2 separate regions of the Homo sapiens genome follow, and region 1 is linked to region 2. Evidence: chromatin loops called from intact Hi-C (ENCODE). Cell type or tissue: GM12878. All regions are shown on one strand.

Region 1 (8,000 bases), 93 kb after region 2:
AGGAAGAAGAGAAGATAGGGAAAGGGAAGGGAAGGAAAAATTTTGTGTGCATCAGCTATTGAAATGTCAGGGTAAGATACATCTGGTCCTCTTAATAATGATGTATCTTAGGAAAATTACATCACCTTCTCCCAGCTTCCTTTCACTAAGAGAAGTAGAGCAGAGTAAATCATTGCCCAATCTTTAGAATCAGACTACTGGATTCAGATGCTACTCTACTTATCAATGTAAGATCTTAGTCCAGTTACTTGACCTCTCTGTAATTCAATATCCTCATTTAAAAGCGGGGGAAAGTGGCCGGGTGCTCACGCCTGTGATCCCAGCACTTCGGGATTACAGGTCAGGAGGCAGGCGGATCAAGATGTCAAGAGATCAAGACCAGCCTGGCTAACACGGTGAAACCCTGTCTCCACTAAAAATACAAAAAATTAGCCAGGCGTGGTGGCAAGTGCCTGTAGTCCCAGCTATTCAGGAGGCTGAAGCAGGAGAATCACTTGAACCCGGGAGGCGGAGGTTGCAGCGAGTGGAGATCGTGCCACTGCACTCTGGCGTGGGCGACAGAACAAGACTCCAGCTCAAAAAAAGAAAAAAAAAAGCGGGAGGAGTGAGTAATATTAATATCTATGTAAAGTTCTTGTAAAGATTACATGCCAAAAGTACTTGGAACAATATTGACATTTGGCAGACACACAGTGTTAGTTCTTCAATTAATACCAGTAGGCACCGTCTATGTGTTACGGATGATAATAACATGAAAAAACACTGCTCTCTTTTCGTTGCTTGGAATACAGAGAGGAAAGGCTAGGCCATATTGGAAGCCAGTGCACATATGAGTCCATCCAGGTAGATGGCACAGCCCTGGGTTTGTAGAGTCTACACCCAATAGATAAAATTCTAAGCCAAAGAGTAAGCAGTGCTTGAATTGCAATGAAGAGTTTGCTAGTATGTGTGTGACTTTTCAAGTGCTTTCAACATACTAGGATCTCAGTACATACGTTTTGATCAATGTAGTAACAAAATTATAGTGTAGCATATTTGGGCACAAATTCTGGTTTGCCAGCCATGTGATGCTAGACAAAAACTTCAATCTTCCATTTTCTCATCTGAGAATATGTGGACTTGAATATCTAATTTGCACTGTTGTAAGAGTTAGAAATAGAATTTATATAGTACTTAATAATACCTGGAGCAAAGTAGGTGTTGAGTAGATAATAGATGTTATTATTATGGTCTGAGAATATCTATCTAAGCTGGCTTGTTTTAAAATTTAAAAAAATAATTCAACTTCATGAGTACTACTATTTGCAAAGAAACCTTATGATTTAATGTAAGTTTAAACACAGGACTAAGAAGCAAGAGTTTCAGTTCTTTCTAATTTTAGCTCTGTTGCCAACTTCTTTAGAGCCCTTCAAAAAGTCACTTAATCAAATGAAATATTTGTTAATAATAATAGTCTGTAGCCAGAGTGTTATTACAACATCCACTTGCAGAACAATTTACTGTGATTGTGCATGAACTACGTTTAAAATTCTTAGACTTCTGTTTGGTGTTCCGTGAAGTCATAAACCTGGGAACTTTCTCAGGACATTCACCTGCGAAGTTGGAGTTTTGTCTAGTTCCTCAGCATGCTCTGTTCCTATGTGCTTGCATTCCATGGTCGGCCCACACATTTTCTTGTCTCTTTTTTTTTTTTTAACCTCCTCTCCCAAAGGTTTTTAAAAGATTAGACAGGGTGGTCCTTAATCAACATTTGCATTGGTTGACTGAAAGGAATAGGAACTACAGTGACTTTTTCCCTGATATTCCATAGTCAGTTAGCTCTTTGTCTTAGATTAACCCCGGTTGATGCACCAAACTTCCTCCTATAAGTGACTTTAGGGCACACTCACCCCATCCTTCTAACAAGAAATGTTTCTACCCAGTCTGAATTCCAAGAGCATCTTATCTCTAAACACTTGAGGTATATATAATTTTCTACCCCACATTATAATGATATCTCTTCCCTCTAAGATTATAAATTCCACAAAGAATCAACAATATCTTTACAGCTTCATAGGCTAAATGTAATACTTTATAATAAATTATGATAGAAAAATAAAGAGAAAGCCTATATTGGGATTTTTCATGTCTAGGTGTCTTCGTTCATGTTGCTGTAACAAAATACCCAAGACTGGATAATTTATAAAGAACAGAAATTTATTTCTCACAGTTCCGGAGGCTGAAAGTTCAAGATTAAGGCACCAGCAGGTTCAGCATCTGGTGAGGGCTAGTCTCTGCTTCCAACAGGTGTGCCTTGTTGCTGCATCCTCACATGGCGGAAGGCAGAAGGGCAAAAGGGACAGAAGGGGCCTAGCTGGTTCCCTTTAGCCCTTTTATAAGAACACTAAGCCTATTCTAAAGGTAGACAAGACCGATTAATCACGTCCTAAGGGCCCTGTTGCAGAACCCCAAATTCAGGCTCCTGTACCTCATGCGCAGCTGAAATCAAACCAAACTTGGAATCAAACTCCAATCAAAACTTGGAGATGCTTAGTGATAGAGAAAAATGTATTCGATTCGGCCCAAGTGAGGAGGCAAGAGGGCAAAATCTCTCAGATCCATTTGAACAAAGAGATGAAGCAGGGAGTTTTTATGTGGTTAGCAAGTAACAGAGGGGGAGTTTCAGGTAACAGAGGGGAAAATCTGTGTTTCTTCAGTCTCAGATAACAACTTGAGCAACCAGACTTCTGGGCATCATCAGCTGGTTGCAATGTCTTAAAAGCATTCATTCCTTTCTGCAAAATTTTCAATGGCCTTGAAGTTATCTCCCCATACTTGACAAAGAAACAGTAGTACATAAGCAATTTATAATTATGTTGTGGGAACAAGCAAGTAATTAACATGTGCAAGCAGGCAAGGGCCTAATCTGAATTTTCGTTATTTCAGTCACTAAAAATGCTAGGGTATGGAATTCTCAAGGATCCTACCTCTTAATACTATCACACTGGGGTTTAAGTTCCAACATATGGGGGACAGATTCAGACGACAGCACTGGGATAATTTTTAAATTCAGGACCATAGTTTTCTAGCTGTTTAAAAAATACCAATATGATTTCAAAATACCAGTGTAATTACATACTGTTGGCTTATTTTTATCCTAATATTATTATACCTCTGGTTGTAGGACTTATCATTTTATTTCAAACTGATAAGTTAATAAGACAACATTTTATTTCGATTTAATGGGCTAGAAAACATATAAAAAACTACTTATAGAGAGGTCTTGAAAATTTAATGGTAAATCTTATATAGTATATCATGAGAGTACACATATATAAATATAGGGCTAGCCCTGAGAAATATTTTAGAGTTCATTATGTTCTTTTTTTTTTTTAAGCAACTTTTTTTTATATATATACTTTATGTTCTGGGATACATATACAGAAAGTGCAGGTTTGTTACATAGGTATACACGTGCCATGGTGGTTTGCTGCACCCATCAACCCCTTGTCTACATTAGGTATTTCTCCTAATGCTATTCCTCTAGCCCCGCACCCCCTGACAGGCCCCAGTGTGTGATGTGGCCCTCCCTGTGTCCATGAGCTCTCGTTGTTCAGCTCCCACTTATAAGTGAGAACATGCAGTGTTTGGTTTTCTGTTCCTGTGTTAGTTTGCTGAGAATGATGGTTTCCAGCTTCATCCATGTCCCTGCAAAGGACATGAACTCATCCTTTTTATGGCTGCATAGCAGTCCATGGTGTATATGTGCCACATTTTGTTTTTCCAGTCTATCATTGATGGGCATTTGGGTTGATTCCAAGTCTCTGCTATTGTGAACAGTGCTGCAATAAACATACGTGTGCATGTGTCTTTACAGCAGAATGATTTATAATCCTTTGGGTATATACCCAGTAATGGGATTGCTGGGTCAAATAGTATTGCTAGTTCTAGATCCTTGTGCATATCCTACAATTCAGTAATGCCATTCCTAAACCAGAGAAATTCATGCACATCTATACCAGAAAGCACATAGGAGAATATTCATAGAAGCATTGTTCATTTAAAAAAATAGAGAAAAGAAACATTTGGGGTGACCCAGCATCAGGGGAATGGATAAATGGCACCCAGGTACTTCAGCTCAAAGACATTTGCTGTAGCCAGGCGGGGGTATAAAGCCTTTTCTGTTTGTTTAGGGACTGGCTGAGGTGTCTGGCTTGGGGGAACACTGGATGATCAGAGGCCACATGTGGAATTGGCAATCCGCTGGTCCCCCACAAATGTACAGTGGGTGCTGGTGAGGCTGCATATATAAACAGCTGTGAAGGCCAGTCAGTGAAAGTGAAACTTGTATCTTTTCACCTTGGCACTGGCTGCTTGGCTCCCTGCTTATACACTGTGTATGTATCTCCCATACCTGAATACATTCTAGGGGTGGATATTTTACACAGCTTGGCACTGTGATGTCTATCACAGACTTGACGGACCGCTTGACAGAACTGGGACAGTACCATTATGTGATGGACTTGGCTAATGCATTCTTTTCAAGAGAGCCAGGAACAGTTTGCCTTCATGGGAGGGCGACAATGGACTTTCACAGTGTTGTTGCAGGGCTATGTGCACATAGCCCCACCATACATCATGGTCTTGTTGATGACGTTATATTAACCTCTGATTCTCTTGCAGATTTAGAAGCAGCAACACCCCTCTTGCCTGGGATTGGGATGATGCAGCAAAGACCACCTTCCTGGCAGCAAGTGGGCTATTCAGCAGGCACAAGCCCTATGGGTAGTTGACCAGGGGCACCCATTTGAATTGGATGGGCATGTGACCAAGACGGTTTTGGCTGGGGCCTCTGGCAGCACACAGAGCACTTTAGAATGCAAGTAGGCTTTTGGTCCCAACTACAGAAGGGAGCTGAGCTCTAGTATATCTTGATAGAGAAAGAGCTAGCAGCTGTATATGCTGCCCTTCAGGCTCATGAGAGCGTGACAGCATGGGCTACGGCTGTCATGTGGATGACTTACCAGATAGCAGGATGGGTGTGCTCATGGATAATGATCCCCAAGACTGGGACAGTGCAGACATCCACTTTAGCAAAGTGGGGCACCTACTTAGAGCAGCAGAGTACACTCAGTCCAAGTCCCTTAGCAGCAGAGCTGCAAGAGGTCTTGGGACCTGTAGTCCTAATGCAAGATAAGGCCAAGGGGCCTGAGACACCCCTAGACCCTGAGCCATCACCATTTAAGGAAGGGTATCCTCAATTCCTAACATGGCATGGTATACAAATGGGTCTAGCTGAGGTGCTAGTGCTGCCTGGACCACTGTCGCAGTCCAACCTAGTACTGACACCATATGGTTTGAAACTGGATGTGGACAAAGTAGCCAATTGGATGAACTTAGAGCAATATGGGTGGTGATCACCAAGTGTTGGGGTGATCAGACCCAACACTAGGCCTTGGAGGCTACGAAGTCTGGCAGAGTCAAAGGAATGAGAAAAGACAAGAGTGAAAGTGGGACCAGGGGGCCAACACTAGTATGGAGGCTGCAAAGGCCCTGAGCTCTGGAAGCCTGCACTATTTATTGGTGATCAAACAAAGAAACAGGTGGTGAGGATGTGGGGGTTGAAAGGTAGCGGTGCATCAACGCGTGACTTATAGCTGTGACAGTTTAGCATTTTCTTTGAAGCATATGGAACACGTTCTGCTACTTGAGATGACAGGAAACATGTTCTTCTAGTTTAGGATACAATCGTTCTAGGAGCCTGGGAATGCTAGAAGCAAGGAGCCAGCAAGTCTAGACACATTCCAGAGGCCACAAGGGTGGGGGGGTGGGGGGTGGTTTATGCCCTGAGCCCTGGATTCCATCCAAGCCATGAGGGGTTTTATACCCTGGGCTTAGATTGTGGTGCGGCAGGGCAGCCTTCCACCCTTTGGCACAGAGCTTGGTGTTCCAAAAACCATGAGGGGTTTTAGACCCTGGACCCCGGATATGTTCCAAGACTCTTTTACATTATGTCAGACATGCAAGCCCTGCCTCAGCTCTTTCCCCAACACTCAGCTTTTCCCCAACACCAAGGAGGTGACACCTATGGTAATCTGCACCAATAGCTGGGCAGTTTATCAAGGCTTAACCTTGGGGTTAACTACCTGGAAGTTACAGAATTGGCTAGTTGGCCACCAGTCCAAGTAGGGCTGTATTTCAAGGTTGGACCTGGTGCTCCAAACCTTAAATAAGCTGCCACGGAAAGGTAGCTGGCCCTGGGGAAAGCACTGTTGCACCAGGCCACCACCCCCTTTCAGTTACAGATACACACCAAGGATAACCTTCTCCAATCAGGTATGGAGACAAATGGTAATGTTACCTGTCCCCTGGCTGACCCATAGCTTCCGTGATGGATGGGGCTGGTTAGTAGGAGAGCATGTGGTACCCCCACCACAGACACCCCAAAGTATAAAGCAACCCTGGGGTAACATCACCATGGGCTTGTTGCCTGCCATAACCTGGAGTTGTTGCTTCCTGTATTACCGCACTGGCCTCTGCGTCCAGGGTTCTGCCCTGTGAGCATGTGTCCCCACTAGAAGAACTCCCTCAGCCTAGGGGTTAGAACGTAAAGCCTATATGTCAGAACTGTGTGTCCAGGGCCTGTGTGCCAAGCCTGTGTATCAGGCCTGTGTGACCAGATTTATGTAGCAGGCTTATGTGTCAAGCTTGTGTGTTGGGCCTGTGTGCCCAGAGGCTAATGTATATGTCAAGTCTGTGTGCCTAGAGCTTATGTATAAAGCCTATGTGTCAGGCCTGTGTGTCCGAGGCCTGTGTGCTCAGAGCCTATGTATAAGGCCTATGTGTCAGACCTGTGTGTCTGGGGCCTGTGTGCCAAGCCTGTGTATCAGGTCTGCGTGCCCAGACTTATGTATCAGGCTTATGTGTCAAGCTTGTGTGTTGGGCCTGTGTGCCCAGAGGCTTATGTATGTTTCAGGCCTGTGTGCCTAGAGCCTATGTATAAAGCCTGTGTATTGGACCTGTGTGTCCAGGGCCTGTATGCCCAGAGCCTATGTCTCAGGCTTATGTGTCAAGCGTGTGTTGGGCCTGTATGCTCAAAACCTATGTATCAGGCCTATATGTCAGACCTGTGGATCCAAGGCCTATGTCTCCCTCGGCCTAGTGGGTGGAGTGTAAGGAAAATGGATGTGCTGTGGGTCAAGAACAGGCCAAAGTAAACATCCATTTAAACATGACTCAGTGAGTTTGCAGTGCAGGTGCACAACTCTGTTCATTACAAAACCTATTTATGTAAGCTCATACTTGGCTCTGAGCCACTATTGTCTGTAAATGGTATAACTGTCCTGCTGATACTGTGCATGGGGCTCACACCCAGAGAGAGTGAGTAAAGCTGCTGACCCTGTCAGGGAGAGCCGGCTGCCTTGCAGGCAGACAGGGGGGATCCAGGAACCAGCAAGTACACCAGGGAGTACAGTACAGATGTGGGAGAAGCAGGAGCCACAGAGCCAGGTGCTGAGAGGGGCTACAGCTAGAGTGGGCAGCCAAGACAAAGGTAGATGGAGAGAGAGAAAGAGCACAATAAAACCATATTTCATCTGCCTACGCCCCCCCAAGTGTTCTTTCAGCTACCCACTACCCATCCACCCTCTTCTCTCAGACCTCAGCTTGGGCTGGAACCTGACACTTGGCATGACAACATCATATTTGATGCGAGCCTGACAATAGAGGTACCCTGAAAAGAGGGCACCTCAGGGAATGTTTAAAGTGCAACCATTCCTCCTTATAGCCATCATTTCACCATGATCTATGTCATACCAAATAACATGAACTCTATCCACAGGAAATCTATCTACGGGAACCACTGGCTCCCTGAGTGTTGCAGGGAACCAGGAGAAGTTTTCAGGTTTGAAGAGAAAAGGATTGTGTAGTAAGCAAATAGAGGAGATTATGGGAATGAGGGTGAGCAGGTAAAACATTCTTCTGATTTTAACAAGGAAATTAATAACCATACCCATTAAACA
Region 2 (8,000 bases):
TTCCCTAAAACAAATAAAATAGCACCACCCCTACCCATCATGCTTTATAAGTTTGTCCTATTCTATTTATTTCACAACTCATCACTTTCTGAAATTCTCTTTTCATTTATTTACTCTATGCCACTTTTTACTAAAATGTAAGGTCTATAAAATTTGCTTGCCTTATTTATCACTAGATCTTCAGTACCTAACACATAGTAGGTGTTCAATAAATTGTTATTGAATAAAAGAAGTAATTAAATGTATGAATACATCATTTATTGTTGTTGTTATTAGTACAATCACTTCTTGTGGTGAATGTTACTAAGTCCCCACCTGGTTCATCTGCATCACAATATTCTCCAGCTGTTTATGAATTTTTGAGGGTGTGCTCAGGAGTAACTTCCTCAGGTATTCTGACACAAGTTCTTCAGATTTGTGCCCTCTGGCTTCTTCAGAGTGAAGTCACTTGTGCAAAGCCACAGGCATTTGGTGTTAGTACTAGAGTTGGAATTCAAAGTCCATGCTCTTTGAATACATACTGTTCCCTCATAGCAAGTATTCAGATCCTATAAAAGTTCTAAGAAGAATTGGATTAATAGATAAGAAAGCTTTTTTCTACAAATGTAAATGTACTCAAGCATTGTGTGACTTTCATAAACAGCACTAAATCACTAAACTTTCCAACCCCTCTGATACACTATTTTAAGAAATGCCTCTTTACTTGGAATGTTACATTTCTAAAAACTACTTTGTAATCACCCTTCAAAAATGTTTGTTCAGGACAATAAAAACTGTTACTTTGGTATGTATTTTGATCTTAGAAAACACAACCTAGATTACATCCATTTAAGAATCAATTCAAAACTCCCTTTTTGAAAGGGATTGATAAATTTACATTGGTCCTGACAAGAAGCAAAAGAATATTTTTTATAGACAGGAAATTAGCATCAGTGTGGACCATGAGCTGAGACTCAAGAGTGGAGTCCTGATTCCAAAATGAAAAAAAAAGTTGTGAAAATGGAAGTAAACTTTGTCATGCTGTGATATGCAGGTGAAATTCCAGTGGGTTGCTAGTAGGTATTCAGGATGGCAAAGGAGATGCTCCCAAATGTATTCAACAACTCTTGAACCCCTCTCCCAATATGAGGATGCAAAAGAGTTGAGAGAGTAGAGAATAAAGGATCTTGTGAGGAGACCTTGGCAGAGAGCTGTGCTGTGAGCCTCACCCCCTCCACCAGCTTAATTATCAGTGAGGAGGAAGGAGGACCTCACACTGCTGCTCAGGGAGCCCATTACCCATGGAGTTGGGGGTAGTCGACCAGGGAATCCCTCCTGCCTAGGACACTAGAGGGTTAGAGAAGCTGGTGAACTGCTTTGAGGGAGCTGAAAGGGTCACACTTTTCACATCTGGTCACACACCAGATCACACCTCATTGTCTTCTGACTATAAAACCTACCACAACCACCACAGCTCAGGGAGACAGATTTGAGCATTTCCTCTCTGACTCACAATAAACTTTCCACACTGCAAAAACCTAGTGCTTCTGTGTTTGGTTTTCCCTTAAATGCAGGCAAAACGGACCCAGTTTGGTTCAGTAACAGACCCGCTCCACTAAGGTCATGTGGGGAAGCAGAGGGACCCCAGCAACGAGAGACTGGAGGAGGTTGCCTAGGGGCTTTCAAGTGACCATCAGAACATAGATACATTATTCTAGCGAAAGGGACCTGCAGGCGGTTGGAGCCACAAAAATTACCCACATGAGAAATAACAATCTTTGAATTCTACCAAGTACAGATCAAAAAGGTGCTTAGGGTGCCGCCAGTTCAAGTGACACCTTTCCTGCCCCATTCTCTTCCACTGCCCACAGGACAGTCTGGGAAAAGCAGAGGGAGGGGCAGACAAATCAACCTCACCACTGACCCCTTCACACTGTAGACTTCCTCCCAGGCAGCAGGGAAGAAGGACTGAAACTAAATCAAGTTCAGAGTTTTCATCTCTATCTCAAACAGAACATTCTACTTTCCAAATGAAGACAATGTTTTCACTGTATTCTCCCTGTAGGGCTCTCTGTTATCTTAGAGGGAATGAAAACATCATCAACTTGTCAAGTTTTCATCCAGAGTTAAGGAAAGATTATTTCTACTGAATAAAATTTAAAAAAAGAATGAAAGACAAAAACAATAAAAACAACACTGTATTTTGATTATGTCTTAACTCATGCTCATTGGCCTACTGGTTATGGCTATTTTCAGCCTGACCTAATCCTTATGCATATGCCAAGCCCATCTCAAGGGTGGGAGGTTTCATGTGGTTGTGATGTGCACGTCTGCAGAGCTGGACTGCCGGGTTTGACTCTGCTGCCACCACTTATTATCTGTGCAACCTTGAGAAATGTATTTTGCTTCTCTGTTCCTCATCTAAAATGAGGGTGCTAATAATAGTACCACCTTTATATTGTTGTGAGAATTAAATGACTTAATTCACGTAAAACGATGCTTCATTCATGTTGAGTGTTCTATAAATATTTGTTATCATAATCAATCACCCCACTTCACAAAAGCAATGCATACTACTTTAGGCTTTTAGTCTGGGACAAATTACTTCTGCCCTAGGGAGAGAAAAATTTTGTTTTCCCATTCTGTCCTCAGGCAGGCTTCCTAAAGGTATTTCCTACCCAAAATTAACTTCTTCTCAGGACAGTAATTATGGAACCATCAATTCCCTACAGGAGAAGCTCTACTTTGAGCTCTAGGGGTAAATTCTTCTCATGGTTCTATGCTATTTTGAGAGGTGCTATTTCCCAAAGCCTGAGTTATCTGATCATAATCCTTTTAAGTGTATTTTATTGAACCTGCACTTCATTCAAATGCCCATGCTTATGTTAAAGTACATCAATAAACCATTATATTCGAATCTCTCTGATATATTCTGAATTTTTGAACCCTTTTTTTTTCCTTTGGTTTGTTTTACTAAATACATATAGCATATGTTCACAATGATAGTAATTTGACTTCAACAAAAATATTGCAGTTTAATTACGGAGGACTTTTTGTTATATTTGAATAAAATGTATTAAAAGCCAAGCAATATGCTCAAGGGATCAAAATTGTTACAATAGGTAGAGTTTGTATTTTCAAGGAGCAAAGTAACGTGGATTATTATAATAATTATTGTTATTTGAATAACTAAAAGCTATCTATTTTTTATTTGGCCTTTTAGTTTGGTAATTGCTGTAAATGCTTATTTCTAACTCTCCCTTTGGTACATCATCCTTAGAGAATTAACAACACCTAGTTTTTATAATTTCACTAAGCTTGAGTGTCAAAATTTTCTAGTCACATAGTTTGAGAAAATTATGAAATAAGCAGTAAACTGATTAGAATAATTATAAATTTTATTTTGGAGTAGATGCATATTTTTAGGGAAAGGGGACGCTTAAGAATGTATGTAGGCTGGCCAGACACAGTGGCTCAGGCCTGTAATCCTAGGACTTTGGGAGGCTGGGGTAGGAGGATTGCTCAAAGCCAGGAGTTCAAGACCAGCCTGGGCAACATAGCAAGACCCTGTTCCAAAAAAAAATTTTGTTTTTAATTATATGGGCATAGTGGCACATACTTGTAGTCCTAACTACTCAGGAGGTTGAAGCAAGAGGATAGTTTGAGCCCAGGAGTTTGAGGCTTCAGTGAGCTATGATTGCACGGCTGCAGTCCAGCCTGAGCAACAGGGCAAGACCCTGCCTCAAACAGCAACAACAACAAAGTACGTAGGCTAAGGGGAAAAGGTTAAAAATCTTTCTCTTGTCTGAAAAGCCAAAATAAAGACAATTATTAATAGGTTATGGGAAGTAAGATGAGATTCAAAAATCCCCCATACATATGAACAAAGCCACAAACACCAATGCGTTTCTGTGTTCTCCAGTTGAGCAGGACTCCAACATGACTCAGGTAGCCTATCATAGCTCTAATTTCCCAGATGTCTCATGCACTCCAAGAGTTCCGAACACTGTGTGAAAGGGAAGTGTCAGCCACTGCTTGGGGGCATAAAACAGCCAATCTCAGTGATGAAGCAGTCTTCAGGCATGGATTTACCCCCTACGTAATTGAGAATTTGTTTGAGAAGTTATCTATTAGAAAATGTGCTATAATTACTGGGGGTTGTGTGTGTTAAGGAAATTGTCGGGGACCTTGGAATTGCTAGCTGATGACACAACTGGAGAAAGCTATCTTCTCTGTTCTGAATTTTTGTTCATTAAGCAGCCGAAACTACTGATTCATTGTGTATGATTAGGGCATGCAAATAGAGTCATGAATAAAGAGTGCTAAAGATGACCCAGACATTTTTCTTATTAGTGCAGATCTCAAAACATATTCTTTTATGTCTCTACACCATAAGCAATTAGGGTGTATATGCAACATATACCACAAACAATTGCCACTGCCACATAGGATAGACTAGAGGATTTTTACTCTGTGTTCTATTTCACGGCTCAAAATGATTAGAATATTGCTATGCCCTTGTTATGGAAAAAAATTAAATCATACTTCTGCATAAGTTTTATTAAGTAAATTTGCTAAAACCTGATTAATAAGATAGTTTGCCCTCCAAAGTTGAAGACTTAAAAATAGTTTCATTGCTCTACTTTGTGCTTTTGAGGCAAGAGCTAGAACATTAAAGTTGTTCAAAAATAATTTAACAAAAATTTCAGTTTGTTACAAAAATATACCCTTGAAATAGCTTTTAAAAGTCAAGAAGTCTTCCTATATAAATATTTTATTAATGCCACTGTCACACAAATTTTTTCTTTTCTTTTTTTCTTTTTTTTTTGAGACAGAGTCTCACTGTGTTGCCTGGGCTGGAGTGCAGTGATCTCGGCTCACCGCAACCTCTGCCTCCCAGGTTCACGCCATTCTCCTGTCTCAGCCTCCCAAGTAGCTGGGACTACAGGCGCCCGCCACCACGCCCAGCTAATTTTTTGTATTTTTAGTAGAGACGCGGTTTCACTGTGTTAGCCAGGAGGGTCTTGATCTCCTGACCTTGCGACCTCATGATCTGCCCGCCTCGGCCTCCCAAAATGCTGGGATTACAGGCATGAGCCACTGCGCCCGGCCAAATAAAAAATTTTATTATCCAATGTTCAACTTCTAGCTGCAATGACAGACATGAAGGAAGAAAAACTACTTCATCCAAATTTAGTACATATCAAACACAAATTCCCACAAAAAAGGAAAAATTGGCAGTGTATTTGAATTATTTCAAAATAGCATTTCAAAGTTTTATTAAACTTTATGAGCACAAAACATGCTGACCCAGAAAACAATATACCAGGATCCCATGGGAAGGATTTATATGTTTATTATTACATTTGTTAATCACAGTCTGGGGAAATATAATTGCCATTTTCTTAAAAAATAGAGATTAGAGTTGTAAAACAAAGTAACTTATAAATCTTTGGATAAATAAAGGTTTAATGTGACAGAAAACCAAGTGCAGTCCTTTGTTGTTGTTTCCAGCTCTACCCCTCATTCATGTCAAATTGAGCAGTCACTTATGCTGTTTTTCAATTTTCCCATCTGCAAAATGAGGAGAAAGGCTTTGCTGTCTCATGGGAATACTGTATTATGTTGCTTCCTCTCCAGTTCTTAAAACTAAGACTGAAACCAAGGCTGCTACTTCCTTGGTGTGATTCATGATTTGAGAGGTTTTGCAAGGGTACTACACCCTAAAATATTTTACTCATTATCACGGGTATCATCCCCAGGGGCTCAAAGCAAATAGGTTATCTAGAAGTCTCCCACATTGTATCACCATCACCTGTTCTTACTTTTCTTTTTTAATCAAGAAATAGTTTAATCATGAGAAAAAATCCAGGGGACAATGTCACAGCAGAAAATGGCAAAATTACACTGGCATCTGTGTTCACAATGAGAGGGAAAGTTGACAGATTCTGGAGGCACATTTTTCCCATTTAAGAATTTTGCCGAAAGCTGTTCATGCTTGAAACGTGAGCCTAGAACTCTAGAATTCTATACACCATTAGACTAAACTGAGCAAATGAAATAAACATTATGGAGCCTCTCCTATGTGCCAGGCATCATGTCAGGCTCTGAAGAATTTTTTTAAAAACTACATACAATAACACAAAGATGAATAAGATACAGTGGTTGCCCATGAGGAACTCGATATGCTATAGCAGTTCAACTTCAAAACATTCAAGGAAGACTATTCTGAAGTAGAAAGGTGGTTACCAGAGGATGGGGGTGAAGGGGTGGAATATTGACCAAAGGGTACAAACCTGTAGTTGTAAGATGATTAGTTCTGGAGACTTAATGTATAGTATGGTAAAAATTAATAGTAATGTGTTGTATATGGGTAATTTGCTAAAAGAGTAGGTCTCAAGTGTTCTTACTACCCACACACACAAACGGTAACTATACGTGGTGATGGATATGTTAATTAACTTGATGTAATTATTTTACAATGTATACATATATCAAAACATCACGTTATACACCTTTAATGTATGCAATTTTAATTTGTCAATTATACCTCAGTAAAGCTAGGGGGTAGGAAAGAAAAAATATTTCATTTGTTTACTTGAGATTGTTTATAAAGTGTTTTTGGTTAATTTACTACTAGGAAAACAAAGGTATGAAAAATCATTCCCCACCTTAGCTAAGATTTAGGAGTTTTCTTTTTGTTGGGAATCCTGGAAGCATTCTTCTCTTCCTATTTCTTCCCTTAAAAGCTAAAATTTCAAAGTACATTTTTGCTACAAGATGTAAAAATGTAGTCAATTGGTTTTATATTCAATAAACAGCACAGCATGACAATAAGCAAAATGCGCAGTTTAGCTCTGCCATACATCCTTTATCCAGAGACAAAATTGATTCCAATTCAAGTTAGACTTCCCGCTGGGGAAGCGACCCTCCTGTCATTTCTCGTGTTACTAGGGGCTGTGGAGAAGTAGCTGAAGGGACCGTTTCTGCCAGGTAAGAGCAGAAGCAAAGAGACGGTCCAATGCCCAGATCTGCTTTCTTTGCTTCTGTTGCTCCTGTTAAAACTTGGAGTTCTTATGCCTACAGACTGATTCACCCATCTTGCCGATGCAGCTATATTTTAAAGATATCACTGGCTATTGGGTGTAATACATGGGCACACAGGATATAAAAGTCTAATCCGGCTCTTGTAAAATCAGTTTTTAAATTTTGACTTCTATGTATTATGCTACTTAGAAATTTTAGTAGACTCTGTGAAAAAAATAAGTTGCTTTTGGAGAGAAACTAGAAATATAATCTGACTAGAACTAGGAGACTACTACTTCTAAAAATGTTTACTTAATTCATTTGTTGGAAATTGAGAAAAAAATAGCTCAAAAAGATGGCAGCCTCCAGTAATGTCAAAATTGTTAGAAAGAATGATTTTTTGAACAATTCACCAGCAAACACACTTGCTTTATTGTAAGCCTCCTTAAAATCTAGATTTCCAAAAATGATCTAAGGCTGATATGTCTTGCAAATTCTCTTTTATATACAGATCTTTATCTGCCCCAAAACTTTCTTAGGATGAGGTAGAAGAAAAGATAAAAATAATAAATGTGGTTGTCTCCTGAGACTTTTAGTTTCTCTTCATTCTTACTTGATCAGAAACCTCACAGGGGCTCCTTTCCCAATGTTATTTCAGTTTAAGTATTTCCATGTCCAGTTCCAGCTGGAAGCAGGCACTGTGGAGCCATGTGAAAAATCAACAAGAACACGCAAAATTAGCCCTTGATTTTTGAACCTTAAAAAGGCTCGGGTCACGGCTGAGTTTATTCAGAATTTCTTATGAGTCCCACAAGATCAACAGTGTCACTCTCCACCAGGGTGCCCTTAGCCTCAAACATCTATTTTTCACATTTAATCACAGCCTCATTTGCTCTCTTGCCTCTGACTCATTGATTCTCCAGAGGGAAGGGAATCTAAATCCTTAGGGACTTTAGATATATTTTAGTTGCAAAAGAAAAAAAAAAAGCCTAGAT

What was found. Peaks named below come from ENCODE experiments on the same cell type or tissue, not always from the same donor. Only the 100,000 strongest peaks of a DNase experiment are listed, where the experiment ranks them.
Region 1: it touches region 2 in a loop (2.0-fold over the local background); 2 of 110 quality-filtered maps call a loop at or near these places.

Annotation. Positions count from the first base shown.
Region 1 is chr12:63,393,683-63,401,682 of GRCh38, forward strand. No RefSeq gene overlaps it. Among named protein-coding and RNA genes, the nearest start is that of LINC03056, 24 kb to the left of the region's middle. In GM12878, no CTCF peak of the experiment used is centred here; no DNase peak of the experiment used is centred here.
Region 2 is chr12:63,301,071-63,309,070 of GRCh38, forward strand. The region is part of intron 1 of LINC03056 (long intergenic non-protein coding RNA 3056); the gene reads right to left. Among named protein-coding and RNA genes, the nearest start is that of LINC03056, 69 kb to the right of the region's middle. In GM12878, no CTCF peak of the experiment used is centred here; DNase peaks (open chromatin) are centred at 1,421 and 3,903.